3 separate regions of the Homo sapiens genome follow, and regions 2 and 3 are each linked to region 1. The links are chromatin contacts, found by Hi-C in ENCODE. All regions are on one chromosome and are shown on one strand. The core of a region is the stretch at or near the end of the contact, and the rest is flanking DNA. Distances in the headings are between cores, read along the strand shown.

What was found. Hi-C counts contacts between places; a loop is a spot of excess contacts on that map. Pooled maps may share reads with other maps.
Region 2: a loop to region 1 is called in a pooled map, with 2.0 times the contacts of the local background. The contact joins the promoter of LINC02351 here to the promoter of SCDAL in region 1. A Hi-C loop is called at or near these places in 1 of 168 maps with a recorded cell type or tissue (HCT116), 1 of 37 single-sample maps with no recorded cell type and 4 of 50 pooled maps.
Region 3: a loop to region 1 is called in a map of gastrocnemius medialis, with 11 times the contacts of the local background. The contact joins the promoter of IGF1R here to the promoter of SCDAL in region 1. A Hi-C loop is called at or near these places in 2 of 168 maps with a recorded cell type or tissue (gastrocnemius medialis and prostate gland), 2 of 37 single-sample maps with no recorded cell type and 9 of 50 pooled maps.

What each region holds. Positions count from the first base shown.
Region 1 is chr15:96,340,459-96,344,708 of GRCh38, forward strand. SCDAL (stem cell derived angiogenic lncRNA) reads left to right here and starts at 2,439. Exons shown (of 2, transcript NR_198964.1): 1 at 2,439-2,540; 2 at 4,107-4,250. RefSeq lists a silencer at 342-636 and enhancers at 382-901, 902-1,422, 1,423-1,942.
Region 2 is chr15:98,419,552-98,423,315 of GRCh38, forward strand. It overlaps LINC02351 (long intergenic non-protein coding RNA 2351), which reads right to left and starts at 1,447. Exons shown (of 3, transcript NR_146567.1): 1 at 1,258-1,447. RefSeq lists enhancers at 1,453-2,028, 2,293-2,402, 2,606-3,181.
Region 3 is chr15:98,646,528-98,650,619 of GRCh38, forward strand. It overlaps IGF1R (insulin like growth factor 1 receptor), which reads left to right and starts at 2,012. Exons shown (of 21, transcript NM_000875.5): 1 at 2,012-3,148. The coding sequence starts at 3,055. IRAIN (IGF1R antisense imprinted non-protein coding RNA) reads right to left here. Exons shown (of 1, transcript NR_126453.2): 1 at 1-4,092. RefSeq lists an enhancer at 114-735 and silencers at 747-796, 807-1,276, 1,337-1,396, 1,767-2,036.

The DNA.
Region 1 (4,250 bases), core at 1,189-3,688:
TAAGTTTATTGCATTTAAAGAAAGTTTTTCTTTTCACGCTGAGTTAGAACAAAAGATCTTTGCTGCGACTGAATTGGACAAAAGACGAGGGCTGGGACCCAGCGAGCGCGTTCTGTGTGAAATTGACGAGATCTTTAAAAAAGCTGCTAAACATGGCGACTCTTTCCCTTTAAGTGTCTCTTTTTCCTTGCTGGGTTTTTTTTTTTTTTTTTTTTTCATCTGATCTGAGCTCGCTTTATTTCTTTTCCCAACCCCGCTCCCCCTCCTCCTCGTGGCGCTCGGGGGTGTGAGAGAACCCAGTTAGACGCGAAATGCAACAATAGTGCAAGGAGAGAGAGGGGCGCTCGCTGCTTCTCGCCACTTTCAAACAAACCTGGGGGAAGATTGAGCCCGGGGGGGATTCCAGCCTGCTCGCTCGGCTCGCGGTCGCCCTGCCTCGGCCTTTCACCATTAGCTCTCCCTGGGCCGCGAGGAGCTGGGGCTCAAAGTTAGCGGGCGACGTCCGAGGCTTAGCCTCTAGCCGGCTGCAGGGACGGGGGCCTGGAGTTGGCAGCTGCTACGGGAAAGTGCCTGCCCCCCAGCCCCCGCCCCCACTTACGTGCGGCAGAATTCCGCCAGCGCCCCGGGAAAGTCCGGGGTGCCGGGCGCGCGGAGCTGCACTCCTGGGATGTGCATTAAGCGGCGACAGGCGGGGGGGGCGAGGGCGGGGGCGGGGGGCGGTCAGGGGGAGCTCGAGCGTGTGAAACTCTGCCTCGAATCTCGCTTTTGACTTGGTCCTATGAGCTGAGCCAACATGGCGTCTCCCACTGCACCGCGAGCGCCGGGCTGCCAGGCTCGGCAGGGCCGGGTAATAGAAAACACATTGGTTACCAAAAAGAAAAAAAGGAGGGCGGGGGGCGCTAAAGGCCATTCCGTCTGCAGGCAGAAAACCCTTTTTTAAACTCTTGCTGGCAAGTGAGTCCGGTCCTCGGTTCTTTAATTAAAGCAACAGAATTCGTAAGGAAAATATTGGTAACGCTGTACCTTCTCCCCTCCCCCTCCCATATTCAGGAGAGTTGATTTCCTGTCCCCTCTCCTTCCAAGAACCAAATTAGAAAAATAAAAAGTCTGTATCCGCAAATGATCTTAAATGTTTGAATGGTATAGGGGGATGGGAAGAGGACGGTCTTTACAGACCTCGGTCAGTTCTCGCGCTCATTAATGCAGGGGCTGCGCCGGGGTTTGCGCGGGCCCGAGCGGAGCTGGGGCGCGGTGGGGAGGGCGGAATGCGAACCCCGCTGGACTTGGGCAGAACTTGCTGCTTTTGCACGCCCAAGTTGTGGGAAAGGAGGCTTTCCGGGCGGAGGGTTGATTGGGGGGTGGGAGGGTCTAGCAGGGGCTGAGGGCCGGTTCCAGGCGGGTGGTCGCAGACCCTAGAAATGTGTGAGCCCGCGTGGACTGTGCCCCTGGCAGGAGAGCGACTGCAGCGGAGGACCCTCTTTCTCTAATAGGTTTGAGAGTGGGCAAGGGCGGCCGTGGGACAGACCTGGCCTCCTAGAGAGGGTCTTCTGAGGGCCTCTGCAGAGATAGTGGATCCGGGCCCAGGCTCCCTTCTCGGGCGGATGGGATATCGCCCCGCCACGTCCAGCTCCATCCCCAGCCCCGGCCTGGACAACCCTCTCCCTCAGCCGCCTGGGATACTCTCTGAATTCCAGGCCTCGTCAAGATTTATTGAAGTTGGGCTTAAAAAACGTGCTTCAGATGATTTTTCCCATTTTCTCAGATTTCAAAGGCTCCCTGCAGTGCGGCTGCCTAATTAATGGTGAAATTCAACTAAATCTAATTATGCAGTAATTTTAAAGCAGTTAGTGCTGGGCGTTGGTTTGTAATAGGACCTCAGTTTTTTAAAGTTTGCTTACTGTGTTGGTTTAGGGGAAAGCTATTTTTTGTATGGTAAAGAAAGACCGGGAAGTAGTACTACTGGAGGAACCAGAGGGCTAAGAACCGCTCCCCACCCCACCTCTATCTCCATCCCCAATTCTATCTCGTTTTCCTTCTGTTTTTTCTATCCCAAGCACACGGTAAAAAGCTGAGCAAGGTGCTAACCCAACAAGGAGACCCTATTTCATAGCCAAAGGGGAAAGAGAGAATCTTTCATACAGAGACACAAAGGGCTTGGTATCTGTCCTGGAGGCCTCTGTAAATGCCCCCAAACCCGGGAAGGGATTCTCATCTCCTCTAATAGAGAACAGATTTCCTCCTCTTAACATCCATTGTCATTAAGGCGCAAAGCTGACTCTTGGAGTTGTAAATCTTATCGTCCTTCTGATAACACACTTGTAATAAGTTAGCGTCCTATTCAAAGTGAATTGTAAAACTGCCTCATTTAATATGGCATCTGTGTCATTAAAACTTTTATTTTTCTCCCCCTCGTGTCTTGCAGGTTTGGCCTTGGGGCTAGCGCTGAAGTCTCTGCCTATGGGGCCTCTGGGGTAGGGCTGAGGGGAAGAAAGGTGTGAAAGACGGGCTGCCTGGATTCAGCCTCTGGATCTTAGACCGGGGTGAGAGACCCGAGGCAGAATGGGCCTGGGGGGTGGTGTCCCTCTATCCCATCTCCCCCGGAGCGGCCCCCTCGAAATGACGTTCCTTGAAAGAAACATGCTTGTGATTAGCTAAGCAAACACATCTGCTTTCGGAGTTGGGCCTTCGTTAATTAGCTGAACAAAGGGCCGTTTTGCTTTTTACCTTTTGCTGGGGAGAGTGTGTTATTTCAGGAGTGTTGCGGGCCCTCCTCTTTTCAATTGCAGCCACGACGTTAATTTTATTGGGATTACTGATGGGAAATGAGGTGGCGCAGGCTTCCGAGAGGAAAAGCTTGATCATTACCCCCTTTGGAACTATATTTTTCCACCCAACCTCCTGCTTGAGAGGAGGGGGTGGGGGGCGAACTGCGCTGCAAGTTCGGAGCAATTGGAATCAGGCTCGCGGTGCGCTGATCTCGGGTGACAGAGCGTGTGTTGAAGCTGAACTCTATAATTTGCGCTTCTGTTCCTTTATTAGGCCTGGACAACGAACTAATGAGCTTTGGCCCAGTACAATGTCACTTGTATTTATTTTCTTATGGCAACTTTGAGATAGCGGAAGTGTTCTTTACCAAGAGCCAGGGAGGGCCCGGAGTCCTGCCGGCTGCTGTCCCGGCCCGGGTCGGTGGCTGCGTCCCGGGGGAGCGAGGGCGCGGTGAGAGCGCGCGCAGAGCCGGCAAAGCTCGGGGACTGGGCTTCTAGGCGAAGCTAATGGGGCCCTCAGGAAGGCGTTAGGCCCTTTGGAGGCCCAGGCATCCCTACAGGAGCAGCTCCCTGAGGATGAGGTCGGGGGGCGCGGGGCAAGTCCAGGGCAAGTTCCCAGGCACGAGATGATGGAAGGCGCGAAAGTGGCATGGCTTCCTCCTGGCGCAGAGCAGGGGGTCCTTCCGCAAAGACTGCCAGGCCAAGGAACCCTCTGAGCAAGCAGATGTACTCCGCCCGGTGGCCTGGGCGTCTGCTTTCTGCTGCAGGAACCTGGCCCAGCTCTGTTGCTCTCTGGGTTGGGGGTGAGGTGGGGTGAAGAGGATGCTTTAAAGGAGTTCTTGGGGTCCTCGGCATGCGGGGACTCCCTCCCTTCTCTTTCTGGTTTGGCCACTCCAAAGGGTCGAAGTTGGAGAGGCCTGGAATAAAGTGAAGAAGCAGTGGGGGTTGGAGGGACAGAAGGGTCGGCGGAGGCAGTGCGGCGTCCCTTGTTCCCTGGCAGAGAGAATACGAGCCCACCACGGGGGGATTGTGGGTGGGGGGCAAGGGAAGGGAAGCCCCAGGAACTGCGAGGGGAGCGAGTACTTCTCTCCGCAGCCTGTCACTTTCCGAGGCTCCCGCCAGGCAGCCCTCGTTAATAACGCCTAGACACCGTGCCCCTGCCCGCCCCATCTCTCCTTGCCTCTCCTCACTTCATCTCTCTGCCTTACCACCCCCTCCCCACCTTTTCCTTCCTTCCTGCAAATGGGTGTTAACGTGGGTCTTTATGTTCTGTCTATAACTAGGATGTAATCACGCACCCCATGCCTCTCTCTAAAAGCATTTCATAAATGTCTATTAAAGCGCTACGAATGTAAGATGAATTTAGTGGCGCGGCTGCCTCCCTGAATCCGAACGGTAATGATGGATTTATCAACGGGGATTCGCCTTCAGCCCAGCGAGGGAGGTTTACTCAGCAAATATGTCGGCGAGCACCCACCCAAATGC
Region 2 (3,764 bases), core at 197-2,696, 2.1 Mb after region 1:
TTACAGCCTGAAGGAGGAGAAGGAGGAGGAGAAAATGGAGGAGGAGGAGGAGGAGGGGGGAAGAGAAGAGCGGGGAGGAGAAGGGGGAGGAAGAGGAGAGGGAGGAGGAGGAGGGGGAGGCAGAGAGACAGGCCAAAAATCACACCAGTAGATGGGTCATAACAAACTGTTAAAAGCTGTAAGGGAGAAGTTCAAAAAGATCTAAAACACTAGCTTTAGCAACATGGTGATATCCTATCTCTTAAAAAAAAAAAAAAAAAAAGTAGTTAATTAGCTGAATGTGGTGTCCCGCATCTGTAGTCCCAGCTACTAGAGAGGCTGAGGCAGGAGGCTCGCTTGAGCCCAGGAATTCAAGGTTACAGCGGGCTTTGATTGCACCACTGTACTCCAGCCCGGGCAGCAGAGTGAGACCCCATCTCTTAAATTAAAAAAAAAAAAATCTTAAGGCAGTAAACTGGGGGGGCTGATATAATTTGGCTGTTTGTCTCTCCAAATCTCATGTTGAAGTGTAAACCCCAATGTCGCAGGTGGGTCCTGTGGGGGGTGTTTGGGCCATGGGGGCGGATCCCGGGGGTATGGCCTGCTTGGTACTGTCCCCACCACAGTGGGTGACTCTTTGAGACCTGGTTGTTTAACAGTGTGTGACACTCTCCCTCTCTCTTGCTCCTGCTCTCGCCTGTGATGCTGGCTTCCCACCCCACCCCCCGCCCTCCGCCATGATTGGAAGCTTCCTGAGGCCCCCACCCAGAGGCAGGTGCTGGTACCATGCGCTACAGCCTGCAGAACTGTGAGCCAATTAAACTCATTCTGTTTGTAAATTATCCAGCTGCAGGTATTTCTTTCTAACAATACACGAACGCCCTAACACAGAGCCCTATGAGAAAGTAAAACCAGAAACCTGAATTAGAGTGTGTTTCTGGAACACTAAAGCAAGAGCTGAGGGAGGCTTGAGGAGCGGGGCATTTGAGGGGTGGTCTTGAGGGGCTCGTTGAAGCATTTGCCCGAGAACACGCAGCAAGAAAGCGGCGAGGGCAGCTCCCAGGCATCCCAGATTGAGCAATTAGGTGAGCGGAGCGCCAGTCACTGAGAGGAGACCCTGCCGGGAGCCTCGCTCAGCTCCAGGGGTGCTGTCTACACAGCAATTTCCTGCACTCGTATTTCATGTTCATCCACCTCCCCCTCTCCATCTGGTCCCTATGGACACGTCGGCTCTGGCCGACCGCTTGCCCTGGTGCAGAGGTTTCCCACTGCCCTCACCTAGTCTTCTGTGCCGTGGCTGTGGTGCCTTTCTCTTCCTCAGAAGATGCCCGATTCCAAAGCTGCAGCCCTCAGCGATGCCTGTCAGCAGTCTCAGGGGTAGGGCATGGGGGACTCAGCACTTTCTCTTAAGCCTCCCAGGTGGATTCAAAGCTCCGTCCTTTGGGAGCCCCAGCGCCTGCAAAGCTGCGCTGAGGGAGGAGGTGGGGCCTTGGGTGGAACAGTCGGGAATCCTGGGTCCCGTGGCTCCTCCTTGCCCCTGGAGCCAATGAGGAGAGACACATCCCAAGAAGGCCCCAGGCTGGGGCAGCCCCCTCAATCGGGACACCACAGCTCCTAGGACCTCTACTGCAGACCTTGGGGTCTCTGGCTTGGGGCAAGGAGGCCCTGGAATCAGAGGCCTGGTTTGGAATCCTGCCTCCACTTCCCCACCTGTGTACTGGGGACACCACAGTCCCTCCCTAGTAGGGGTGCAGTGAGGGCTCAGTGCGTTTGTTCTCATTGCCGCCCTGTGTTTATTACTATCGCCATTACGGCCTCATCCTCCAAGGAGACTGCTGCTGGAAAGGCCGTGGTTGCTGCGTGTGTCCCGCAGCCCCCTGCAGCCAGCGTCTCCTCGGCCCCGGCCCGACCCTGCCGTCCCTGCTCTGCTCCCTCAGCGACCGCAGACCCCTCACGCACATGCCCAGCCCTGCAGTCCTACTCTGCCACCCCAAGGGGCTTGGGCTTCAGTGGGGGCAGCGTGCGGGGCGTGGAGAGGGAGACGTGTAAAGCCCTGAGAGGCTCTGCAGCCACAGTCCCGCAGTCAGCGTTCCCTCTCGGCCAAGCCTCCTGGCTGCACATCGTTTCCCGGGCATCTCAGTGAGACCGGCCTCGGCTCACAGCGGCACGTTGTTTTTACACTTCGGGGACTCTGGTGGGACCGCGGGAAGCCAGGAGGCGGGCGCGCCCCGGGAGCCGATAGGAAAGTGCAACAGCGCCATCTAGTGGCCGCGCGGGGAGGCTGCGGAGCGCGCGCCGCGACCCGGGATCCACCGTCCGCAGGAAAACGTGTTCCCTCCGATGCGTGGTCACAGCGCGGCAGCGCGGCCTTGGGAGCTTCTTAAACAACAGGTTAGCTATCGCTGCCGCCTCAGTAAGAGAAGTCAAGGCCAAAACGCTTAAAGGATTTTGACCTATTCGGCTTGGTGGAGAGCGCTAAAAGGGGACGCTATAGCGGGATTCTCAGCTCTCCTGGGCTAGTGGGACCCCCGGTGCGCCGCCGCCGATGGGGTCTTAGGGCCTGTCTGTCTGGGCTAGAGCCGGCCCGGGAGCCTGTTTGCGGGGAGTGCGGGTCAGCAAAGCTGTCACAGAAAATCCTCCTCCAAAGGAAGGAAAAAACTGTGTTCTCAGGGAAGGTACCCTACAGAGCGCAGGTCCCCACCCCTGAGCGTGCATCGGCGTCCCCCGGAGCGCTTGTTGAAACAAGGATTCCCGGGCCTCCCTGAGGCTGTGATTCGCAGGTCTGGGGTGAGAGCTGAGGATCTGCATTTCTAGCAAGTCCTCTGTTGATGCTGATGCTGATGTTGCTGGTCCGGGGCGCACCTTCAGACCCACTCTTAAGCCTCATGGCTATTTAAGCTGGGCTACTTCTTCCTGAATATTTGAAAATTCCCGTGGTCTACACTTACCCTGCTCCACCTACAATGGCAGAGTTCCAGAGCCTCAGTGTGGGACTTTTCAGGAAAAGCCAGAGAGGCGCTTTGGGGGCATGGGAAAGGGGGTACGATGGAGCTGAACGTGGAGCTCTCTCCCACCCGCTGAGCTCTGGCAGCCCAGATCCACCAGGAGTTGAAGTCGGACCCAGCCCCAGGCCTGCAAAGGCTGTTGGTCCCCAAGGCAGCATCCAGACAGTCAGTGAGGGCAAGATGCTTACACTCTGGAGGCTTACATTCTGTGGAGGACAGGTCTGAGGTCATCTGTGCAACATAAACGCTCGTGGATTTCCACTACCTTTACAGACAGAATTGCACTGGCGACATTTTATGCTAGAGATTTATCGACACAAATGAGAAGTTTCTGTTCTGATACAACCACCATGATTTCATGAGAGGGTTGGTTCTTCAGCCTGCAGTCTGTGGGTCTCTGGCTAACACTTAGGCCAACAAGACCACGTGTGCATTCAGTCAATCGGAGGTGAGCAGTGCTCTTTAGTGCCGTCCTGTTACATTCCAGCCAGTCAGACAGCAAGCGTATTCAGCCAATCAGAAGTAAGCATTGCTGTGCACTCCATCCCCATCACATTCAGCCTAATCAGACCACAAATGCATTCAGCCAATCGGAAGTGATCACTAGTCTGAGCCCTCACCCACCGGGATCCATAATATTGTTATACCTGTTCTATTAATTCATAAATGGCCTTCATTGATGTGGCCGTTAATATGTGCTGTAGATCAGCTGAAGAGTGATGTGCCTGCCCTAGGAACCAACTGTTCATCACAAATGTATGCCCATGACAAAAATGTATA
Region 3 (4,092 bases), core at 762-3,261, 2.3 Mb after region 1:
ACATTTTAAGATTCTAATAAATTTATTTCACTGTTAAATCTAGGAACATCCAAAACTGAAACTCTTTATTTAAAAATCAAGCTGAATTTCAGTTAAACAAAACCATCCCATCATATGAATAACTTTCTTAGGTAAAACAAGGTTTATTTTCTTTCTATACAACTGACTCTGAATTGAGCTAGAAATTTCCAAGGAGGAAAATGATCTAGGAAACAACTTTAGAAAAAAAGGGCTAAGTTTCCGTTATGATAGCTTTTGACTTGTTTTCAGCTCTTAAAAAATTATTTACGAACGATGGATACACGTTCTAATGCAGAAGTATTTTAGAATTAGAGAGTAAAAGAAACCTACTACCTTCCTTTACATCAGGTCCCTTCTACCATCCTACCCGATTGTTTGAGACAACCACTTCTTATCTCGACAATTCACAACTCTTTTATTAGCTATCTTAAAAAAATTTATTACTGGCATCAATTAGCCTGAGTCATGAAACCGGACCACATTAAGGGCGACACATGGTCCAATCACTGTTTGTAAAAGTCCACGTATTTCAAACTCCTCTCTCCTGCCACTGCTGGGCTGTTTCCCTCTTTGAGGACCTGGTCTCCGCAGCATTTATTCATTAGATGGCAGTCCTAGGGGAGTCTCGCTTTGGGGAAACCTCTCCTCCTGCACATTCAAGAAAACAACCGCGGAGACTTAGGGTCGGTACTGGTTTCCAGTCACTTACGTAGCAAACGAAGCAAGAGGAACGTGCCTGGGAGGACCCGAGACAGGTGCGGGTGGGTTTCCGCAGTAGCCGCTGATCCCGAGTGCATGCGGCGTGTTCCCGGGTCGGGACCGCGGCCAAGGGAGGCTTCCCGGCCCCAGCCTCCACCCCCTCCTCGGCGCCCCGGGACCCGGACACGCCCCCCGAGCTTCGGAGACCCGCAGCGTGCACGCGCCCCGGCCGCTCCCCGCAGCCGCCCACGTGGTGGAGCCCTGAGCTGCGCGAGGCCGCGGAGAGCGCTCAGGGCGGGCGGCTGGTCCGGGAGGCCACGCCAGCGCGACCCAGCCGAGTCGGCCCCCAGCCCGGGCCCCCACATTTCCTCCCCCGGAGGGAGGGAGGCGACTCTCCGCGGGCTGCCCTCCCCAGCGCCCGCCGCGCCCTCTGGCGGCCGCCGCGGGGACGCGCCCGGGGCACGCGGCGCTGCCTGTCTGGGCCCCCCTTCCGGGGCGCGGGGCCCGCGAGGGGCGGCGGGGTCCTCTCTCCTCGAGCCACTCTGGGCCGAGCCACACGGGCCGCGCCCTTCCCCCTCCGCTCCCCCTGAGCCCCCAAACTCCGGGCTCCACGGTCGCAACGCCGCGGGCACCCCAGCCTGGCGTGAAAGTGCCCGGCGTAGTAGCCTGGGGGGGGGGTCCCCTTTCTCCCAGGTGCGCCCCTTCCGCCACGTTCGGGCTTTCCAGTACGCAGCGAAAAAAATGCCGCATGCACGCATTTATTTATTTTGCAACAGCTGCAAGAAACAATGAAGCTTTTCAAGAACCGGGGAAACGCGCTTTCCAGCCGCGCTGTTGTTGTTTTCAATGAACCTCTCCCAGCCCCGCACTCCCCGCCCACCCCTCCCCTCTCCTGCCCACCCCTCCCCTGCCTAGCCTTTCCCTGGCTACCCACCCCTGCCCCGCCGAGACCGGACCGGCGGCGGGGGCATTGTTTTTGGAGTCGGGCGGGAGGGGAGGGCGCGTGCGGGGTGGCCGGCGCAGTGCGGTGGGGGCGGGAGCGGGTGGGCACGCGCGCGTGTCTCTGTGTGCGCGCGGGAGGCGGTGGGGCGGGAGATGGGGGCGGCGCCTCGCAGTCTCGCGCCCCACGCCCGGGCTCCGCTCCGCACGTCTTGGGGAACCGGGCTCCGGTTTTTTGCGCGCGCCGGCCTGGGCCGGGCCCTCGGCGCGCCGCTGCTGCGGCGGTGGCCGCTCGAGTGTGCGAGCGGGCGCGTGTGCGCGGGCCAGGGCGCGCGCGCGCGCGCGAGCCCCCAGTGTGTGGCAGCGGCGGCGGCGGCGCGGCGAGGCTGGGGCTCTTGTTTACCAGCATTAACTCCGCTGAGCGGAAAAAAAAAGGGAAAAAACCCGAGGAGGAGCGAGCGCACCAGGCGAACTCGAGAGAGGCGGGAGAGCGAGAGGGACGCCGCCAGCGAGCCTGCCCACGGCCGGCGCTCGCAGACCCTCGGCCCCGCTCCCCGGATCCCCCCGCGCCCTCCACGCCCCTCCCGCGCGGGGGCAGCTCCACGGCGCGCCTCGCCTCGGCTGTGACCTTCAGCGAGCCGGAGCCCCCGCGCAGAGCAGGCGGCGGCGGGCGGGGGCCGGGCGGGGGCCGGCGCGGGGCGGGCGGCGGCGCAGAGCCGGGCGGCGCGGCGGGAGTGCTGAGCGCGGCGCGGCCGGCCCGCCGCTTTGTGTGTGTCCTGGATTTGGGAAGGAGCTCGCCGCGGCGGCGGCGGCGCTGAGGGAGGAGGCGGCGGCGAGCGGAGCCAGGAGGAGGAGGAGGAGGGGGAGCCGCTCATTCATTTTGACTCCGCGTTTCTGCCCCTCGCCGGCCTCGCCTGTGACCCGGACTTCGGGGCGATCTTGCGAACTGCGTCGCGCCCTCCCGCGGCGGAAGCTCGGGCGTCCGGCCGCCTCCCGCGCGGCCAGGGCCGGGCTTGTTTTTCCTCGCCTAGGCAGATTTGGGCTTTGCCCCCTTTCTTTGCAGTTTTCCCCCCTTCCTGCCTCTCCGGGTTTGAAAATGGAGGCCGACGACGCCGACAGCCCGCCCCGGCGCGCCTCGGGTTCCCGACTCCGCCGAGCCCTGGGCCGCTGCTGCCGGCGCTGAGGGGCCGCCCCGCGCCGCCCGCCCCGTCCGCGCACCCGGAGGGCCCCGGCGGCGCCGCCTTCGGAGTATTGTTTCCTTCGCCCTTGTTTTTGGAGGGGGAGCGAAGACTGAGTTTGAGACTTGTTTCCTTTCATTTCCTTTTTTTCTTTTCTTTTCTTTTTTTTTTTTTTTTTTTTTTTTGAGAAAGGGGAATTTCATCCCAAATAAAAGGAATGAAGTCTGGCTCCGGAGGAGGGTCCCCGACCTCGCTGTGGGGGCTCCTGTTTCTCTCCGCCGCGCTCTCGCTCTGGCCGACGAGTGGAGAAAGTGAGTATGTGCCCGCCGCCCGCGGCCACTGCGGGAACTTTTCCTCCGAGGGGCTGCGCCCTGTTTGCGAAACCCGAGTTGCCACCGTCGCAGCTGTCGGGCCCCCGGGCTCGGGAGCGGCGGGGTGGGGCGCAGGGCGGCTCTGCCGGGAGGGAGGCTGCAGCGGACCCGGGACCCGGGCTCGTTCGTCTGGAGCCCCGCGGGCCCTGGCTCCGCGCATCCCCGCGCGGGAAGGGCTTTTCTCTTTCTCCGTCCTGACAGCCCAGCCGTGTTTCCCGGCTAGGCGCGAGGACTCGGTAGGGAAGTTGGTGCCGGGGCGGGCTCCGCGGTTCCCGGGCCCCGCGACCCGCACCTCGCCCCTTCCATGCGCAAGAGCCTCTCCGCACACAGCGCTGATCCCCTGCGGCGCGCAGGCAGCAGCGACAGCACCCTGGGCCGCACCGCGTCTCCGCTGCTGGGGCTGACCGGGCAGTGGGGAGCGGGCAGCCGCCCGGCCCGCGGGGTGCGAGTTGCCCTCGAGGGGGGAGGTGCCCTGCGGAGAGGCCCCGAAGCCCCAGGACACGTCTCCAAGCGCCCGTCGCTGCCTCCCGTCGCCCAACGTGCTTTTGCCCCTCGGGCTCCTCGGGTTCCTGGCCTTGCCCGTCACTTTGGCCCGCTCCTCGTTGGGTTACCTGCCCCCGGCGTCCCGGGGCTGGGCGGTGGGGTGAGGGGAAGCGCTCTCTGGGCAGCCCCCCGGGAAGTGCGAGGCCGGGAGTCTTCCTCAGCTTGTCTCTTCCGGGGAGCGCCACTGGGTCCCCAGTTCAGAGGGCTCTGGGATGGTCTCCCAGTTTCTCCCGGGCCGGGGGATGGAGGGGTACTAGGGCCGCATCCGAGTGTGCGTTGGTGGGTGTGTGGTCGGAGCCGACGTGCATTCCGACACACGTGCTCGCAGCGCGGGGTGTAGT